Linked DNA regions of Homo sapiens: region 1 is linked to region 2. A link is a contact called in ENCODE Hi-C data. All regions are on one chromosome and are shown on one strand. Each heading gives the region's core, a stretch centred on a gene start or an enhancer-like site at or near the end of the contact. The rest is flanking DNA. Distances are from core to core; before and after follow the strand shown.

Region 1 (3,349 bases), core at 531-3,030, 460 kb before region 2:
ATGGCAGAAGGCAAAGGAGAGGCTGGCACATCTTACATGGTTGGAGCAGGAGGAAGAGAGAGCAACGCGGGAGGTGCCACACATTTTTAAACAACCAGATCTCACAAGAACTCACGACGGGGATGACAGCACCCAGGAGGATGGTGTTAAACCATGAGAAGCCACCCCCACAAGAACTCACATAGGGACGACAGCACCCAGGAGGATGGTGTCAGACCATGAGAAGCCAACCCCACAAGAACTCACGATAGGGATGACAGCACCCAGGAGGATGGTGTGAGACCATAAGGAGCCACCTCCATGGCCCTGTCACCTCCCACCAGGCCCACCTCCAGCATTGGGGATTACCTTTCAACATGAGATTTGGGTGGGGACACAGAGCCCAACCATATCACCCCCTCCTGTCTTGAAATGCCAGGGCTCCCTCCCCAGCCCCACCTGAAGGCAAAGTTCTAGAACCACCCTGAGACAATGAGCCAGTTGCTTCAAATTGAGCATGAAACCACTCAGCGTCCAGAGCAAAGGAAATACATAAAGTGCCTAAATTGGCCTAATGGGATCTTAGTAATCAAATATATCATCATCTGTACATTTTCCATATTACGGTGGGAACACTTTGTAGCCAGCCTAGCTCCCCTCCTGTTCCTGTTAGAATTTTGTTCTTAGAATAAATTTACATCCGTCCCCTGGTGCCAGGGTTCAGGCTGTGTTGCACTTTTCATTATAAGCCATGTTTACCGAAGGTTTACAACTTGGCTGTAAAAACCGGTTGGCACCGAAACTGGAAACTTGGCATGAACAAATTGGCATAAACATTGGCCGGAAGCAGTTTTTCTATCTAAATCTGAGAAAAACAGACTAGGTCATTTTCAAGTTATTTGTGTTATTCATGCATAAATAAAATGAAGCTTGACAGCTTCAAACAGTTGTTTGCTTTTGCGCTCTTCAAAAATAGATTGGATCCAAGAAAAGTAACATTTGGTAAACAAATACTCCATGACGGACTGTAGAAAAAACGAAAGGAAAAAAGAGTGGAGTGCAGTACATTAAATAGAAAGGGAAGATGGAAGCGTTTCAAAAGTCACTTTGTGTCAGAAAGTGGAGTCAGGAAAGGTATTATTAGGTGATTATGTGGTTTCTAGAGGCAAATTTAGAGATTCCTCTGGACTCTAAATTAATAGTGTAAACAAGCAGAGAGCAAGCTTTCAAATAACATAATTTATTTTTTTGAGATCTGAAGCACATCTAAACAACACAAGCTAACTAAATAGATGATGTTCAGGCAAGGAAGAACCAAGTGATTTCTAAATATGTTTTCTAACAGCAGTAGGCTTGGCCTGTAAAACAAACAAACAAAAAGTTTAAAAACTGGGGGAAGAAAAAAACAAAATATAAATGATATAGTAAAACATCTTGGTTGAAAACAATAGCATCAATGTCTGATCTTTCCGCTCATCTATGTATCGAATTAAGTTTAGAAATGCAATTTGTGGGTTTTGAATTCCAGCAGCCAGTAGCAGCTCTCTAAAGAGGGAAAGTGATGGTGCCGACCGCTCCCCAAAGAATGCCTTTTTGGCAAATTTAAAAGTCAGCCTTGACGTCAAGTGACTCCTGAGAAGGCTCCGCATTGAGTTCTGTGAAGCGTGGGCAGATCGGACTTTCACTCTCAAAACTCTGTCGGGGGATGACTACAGACACAGTTTAGGGCAAAATAAAACCAAGCCAATTCAAACAGAAAGTAAAAATAAGTCAGAGAGGAAAGAATGTGGAGGATGGACCAGGCCTGCTGGGGCCCGCGCTCTGTAACAAGCGCCCCTTGGGGAAGGAGTTGTCTCACAGGCTTGCTTTTTATTGATGTTCCTTCCTAACGGTTGTTAGCAGCAGTTAAATCCATATGGTTGTTCTTGGCAAAATGGATCTTGTCCTCTATTTGTAAAGTCTTGTTTCACCAAACTATAGGCAGAGTAATAGAATTCTATCATTGGAAGTGGAAGAATTTTCCACCTGGGGATTTCACCTGAATGGCACCTTTGGCCATTACCTGGCTCTTAGGATCAGCATGGTTCCATCCACGTGGTAATTCAAGCTAACAATTATCTTGGGACACATCTCAAAACTATTAACTCCCCAGAATGATCCACAGTGTTGATTCTCGGGTGGATGCTCCCAGTGTTTCCTCCTTCAGAGAAAGCTATGAAATCACTTGTTCACCCTAATATCAAGATTGTTCCAGCTGGTTGCAGTGGCTCACGCCTGTAATCCCAGCACTTTGGGAGGCTGAGGTGGGCGGATCACATGAGGCCAGGAGTTCGAGAGTAGCCTGGGCAACATGGCGAAACCTGGTCTCTACTAAAAATACAAAAATTAGCTCAGCATGGTGGTGCCTGCCTGTAATCCCAGCTGCTCAGGAGGCTGTGACAGGAGAATCGCTTGAACCCAGGAGGCAGAGGTCAAAGTGAGCCGAGATCGCGCCAGCCTGGATGACAGAGCAAGACCCTGTTTCAAAAAAAGAAAAAAAAGAAAAGATTGTTCCGATAGCAACTATAGCAATGCCATGTCATTGAGGATTCCAACTTGTCATGTGCTTCCTGGATAGGGTTTTACACCCTAGAGAGTTCTCTTCCACATTGAGAAGTATGAATAAACACATGCAATGACTCCATTGACACTATTCTTTAGAGATGAAGAAATTAAAGACCTAGGGCACACTATCGGGGTTCCACAGACCAGAGACAAAACAACTCAGCAATTAACAGGCCTCACAGAAACGAGTTTGGGAACCCCTCAGCATTTCTGCAGAATTTGCAGTTATTTCTAAGTATATTCCCTCCAGGTGCACGGTTAGCTAATCTTACCAGTCCCATAGATTCCTTGAGGGACTGGTTTACATCTTATTTTTGTATTCAGTTCCTAACACGGTGCCTGACACTCCAGGGCTTCAGCAAAATACTGATGCTATGATATGGGTAAGCGTTTCTATCTATAAATAGAGAGAGAGAGAGAGAGAGAGGTGTTTTGGTTTTGTTTTCTTTTAACAGACTGGGGAAGAAAAATGTTTGGAGGCTAAAATAAAATTTGCACCAATCAGCGTAAATGAGTGAGTTGTCTGGAAATGCCACATTGTAGATCTGAAATGCCATTATCTACAGGGAGCAGGTGCCCTCAATTGGGGACTTGATACAGTTTGGCCGTGTCCTCACCCAAATATCATCTTGAATTGTAGCTCCCATAATTCCCATGTGTTTTGAGAAGGACCTGTTGGGAGATAATTAAGTGATGGGGCCAGTTTCCCCCATAATGTTTTTGTTTGGACACTATGATCAGAGAGAACTGATGACTTCTACAACAG
Region 2 (3,251 bases), core at 556-3,055:
ATATCATCACTCTTTCTTATCTCTGGACCTTCACACTTTCGGGGGGATACTAGGTCTTTGGGCCCAAAACTTTATTGACTCAAGTAATTCCTAAAAGCCCATTTCTCAGAAGAGCCTTCTTGGATGTGCGAAAAAGACACAGTGCCTTCCACACACACACACTCCTGTGATCCCCAGCTTGCTCTCCTGCGGGGGAACTTGTCACCACAGGCTGTGGATGCTCTGTGATGGATTCCGCATACACACTCTCGTTTCTGTGTTCACTTGTCCACAAGAGCTGTACATCAGCATGGCCTTGCCTGAGATTTTAATGCTTAGAGCATGCATTCATCTCCTTGCTTCTCACCAAGATTCCCTTTCTTGGTGCAAAGCTGGATTATCAGGCGGAGGCCTAGCAGGCAGCAGAATTGCACTCTTACCTTTCAGAGGAGAGACACTGATGGAAAGACTATTTACAGATTTTGGGGCAGAGCTAAGGGTCTCTGAAGGGGTGCTGGGGCCGCTTGAGCCCAGCAATAGCAGGAAGGCTGGAGAGAGCAAGGAAGGAAATGGAGCTGCCAGCACTCAGTGGGACATGGAGCTACGGAGAAGCAGCCGACCAGCGGTGGCCACTAACACCCTGGATGGACACAGGGGCTGCCCGTGCGCTAATGCTCCAAGAGCAAAGAGAAAATACCACATCCTCCCTCTTCTCCGTCCTCCTGTCTCCAGCCAGTGACTTTCATTGGCCAACCCCACAGGAAGGCAGCCAGCCAGGGAGCTGGTTAGTACCATCCTTTAGGGTCAGCCTCCCAGGACAAGATCAGGACATCAGTCATGGAGAATGGGTGAGAGGCAGGGGATGGAGTGGGAAAAACCCAAAACCTGTTGATTCTCAGTATAATCAGCTGGCAGAAGGTTGGGCCATTGGGAAAGGAATCATCAGATGTTGAGTTTGCTCAGATGTAACCTTGACTTAGGAAAAGTTCCTTTTGGAATATCAGCTCCAGGGAGACTGGTTGCTGTCATGTTACTCAAGGATGAACCCCCATCAGTTCCAGCAATGCCTGGCACAGCTTACGGGCTTCATTAGTGAATTAATTAATTAAACATTTAACATGTCTTTGAGTAAAAAAAAAAGTGTTGGGTGTTTTGTGAGGGCTTCTGATAGAACAGTAGTTTGTCCATGTTTTCCCACTTTCATGGGGGCGGAAGTCACCCTGGATGAGTGGGATTTATAAAGGCCATGCCTCCAAATGCATGAGAAACATGAGGCTGCAAGGCTGCCTCTGAGACTGGGAGTGAAACCCTCCTCTCTGGGTCTGTATCTTCTCTCACTTCTACATCCTCTTTCCCAGAAGTATAAATTATGATGCTCATTGAACCCTCCCAGCCTCCTCCAAATTTAGAATTTTAGAATCATTTTATTTTAAGAAATGTCTTTTAAGGTGAGCAAATTCACATCATCAATACATGTTGGCTTTAACCTTCAGATCCGGTCACAGCATTTCTGATTAAACTTCTTACCTCCCTGCTACACCAAGCCTTTGAAATATTATTTTACAAAATAGTTGCTGTTGGACATAAATAGAATTTCTCTCCTGCTCTATTCTGTGTGGCTTACTCGTATATCTTCTGTGTCCATTTCCACCATTTCCTCATTCTACCTGATGAAATCTATGCTATGGGAAGACAGGCATTTTTGACTCCTTTGTTTAACAACGTATCTCAAAGAACTAGAACAGCAGCTGACTCATATAAGTGAGCAACAAAAATGTGTTACACAAGTGAAAGGTTTCAGTGTTTACGCCACTTGAGACATTGCCCTAGATGCAGTGGGTGTTACTGTGAGAAATCATAGCCTCAACCTTTGAAATACTTGTAGTCTAGCATAGCACAGAAGAGCAGGGACTTTATTCTGAATTATCCTCTAGCTCTCACAAGAAAAAAAGAGGTGAGGAGAAACATCAGAAGAGGAGAGAAAATAAATTACAATGAGTTACCTTATTTTCCTGTAGGTATTGGGCATTTGCACTCTCTTCCTGTGAAATATATATGTATAATTGTTACTTTGTAATATTTTCACATTCATTTATAAAAGTAAAGATGTCCATTATATTTATATATCACTCTGTTACATATATTGTGAGGATGTTTTTTCTGATTCATCATGGATCACATACTTTGTTTTCCATATCAATTGCCGTAAATGTTTATTAACGAACTCGTAAATAATCATATCTGTCAACATGGTTTTAGAATGAGAGAAAATATAAACAGAGAAATGTGCCCCTGGTGGGGAAAAAAGAAAAGGAGAAAGAAAAGAAGGCTCTGTAGGTTTATGTGCGATGCTTCCAAAACCCCACAAATGGAGCTGCTCACCAGCCGTCCTGCAGTGCCTGTCCTGGGGCCCTGTGGTCACCAGAGGGTCCATGTGGGGTAAATCCTACTGTGAAACTGGGCTCACTCTCTCTGCGGCTCCCATCTGCCCTATTCTACCCATGTCTCTGCTTCTGCTATTGCTGTTTTCTATGCCTGAATCCTCTTCTTCTCTCCCATCTCCTGTTTGCCTGGCAAACTCCTACTCATTCCTCAATGCCCACTCACCCACCCTTTTTGCTGTGAGAGCTTCCCGGCTCACTGATCTTTTAAGATCTTGCTACTACTATGGTTGATAAGAACAACAGCTTACACTTCCCGAGGATTTGTAACGTGCCAGTACCTGGAATGAATCAATGTCTTTATGCATTTCTCTACACTAAGTCCTCAGAGTACAGAAACCACAGCACAGAGAAGTGAAGTGCCCAATTCAGCCCAAGTACACTTTGTCATTTCTCCCATGTATCTCTTTACCCATTAACTTTTGAGGGAAAGAACCGCGTTGCTCATTTCCTCGTATCTTCAGATCCCTGTACAAGCTGAACGCTTACCGGATGTGTAATAAGTATTCATTGAAGAGTTGGGTAATTACTCTCTTGAAATCCTGGGTATCTCATCCCAACTACTCCCCCATCTGCGAGGTACCTGTTAAATTATTTTATGCCAAGGTGAAAAAAGTAAAGGTTTTGGCGTTTGAAAAGAGGGTTGAATACAAAATGTAATGCTTAGCCTAAGATAAGTGGTAGAATTTTAGGTCAGCGTCACCCTGGAGGATGCTTTCTGGAATCCTTCAATTTACACAGCTGAGTGGATTCCTTAAAAGTGCTGTGGTTCGGAGGCTTAAGAGTGGAGCAGGGCCCTCCTGCTGGCGGGAGCTGCTTCCTTCTGCCTTC

What was found. Hi-C counts contacts between places; a loop is a spot of excess contacts on that map. Pooled maps may share reads with other maps.
Region 1: a loop to region 2 is called in a map with no recorded cell type, with 5 times the contacts of the local background. The contact joins two enhancer-like sites. A Hi-C loop is called at or near these places in 1 of 168 maps with a recorded cell type or tissue (endothelial cell of umbilical vein), 3 of 37 single-sample maps with no recorded cell type and 8 of 50 pooled maps.

Annotation. Positions count from the first base shown.
Region 1 is chr10:3,933,667-3,937,015 of GRCh38, reverse strand. It overlaps LINC02660 (long intergenic non-protein coding RNA 2660), which reads right to left. Exons shown (of 3, transcript NR_183984.1): 3 at 1,204-1,337. Among named protein-coding and RNA genes, the nearest start is that of LINC02660, 23 kb to the right of the region's middle. RefSeq lists enhancers at 1,493-1,542, 1,563-1,612, 1,653-1,842. Within about 2 kb of position 1,780, at least 27 of the 41 ENCODE cell types and tissues checked have a DNase peak (open chromatin) inside an H3K27ac peak, as active enhancers do.
Region 2 is chr10:3,476,410-3,479,660 of GRCh38, reverse strand. The region is part of intron 3 of LINC02669 (long intergenic non-protein coding RNA 2669); the gene reads left to right. All of the region lies in intron 1 of LOC105376360 (a long non-coding RNA gene), which reads right to left. The region is part of intron 1 of LOC124902538 (a long non-coding RNA gene); the gene reads right to left. Among named protein-coding and RNA genes, the nearest start is that of LINC02669, 25 kb to the left of the region's middle. Within about 2 kb of position 1,805, at least 4 of the 41 ENCODE cell types and tissues checked have a DNase peak (open chromatin) inside an H3K27ac peak, as active enhancers do.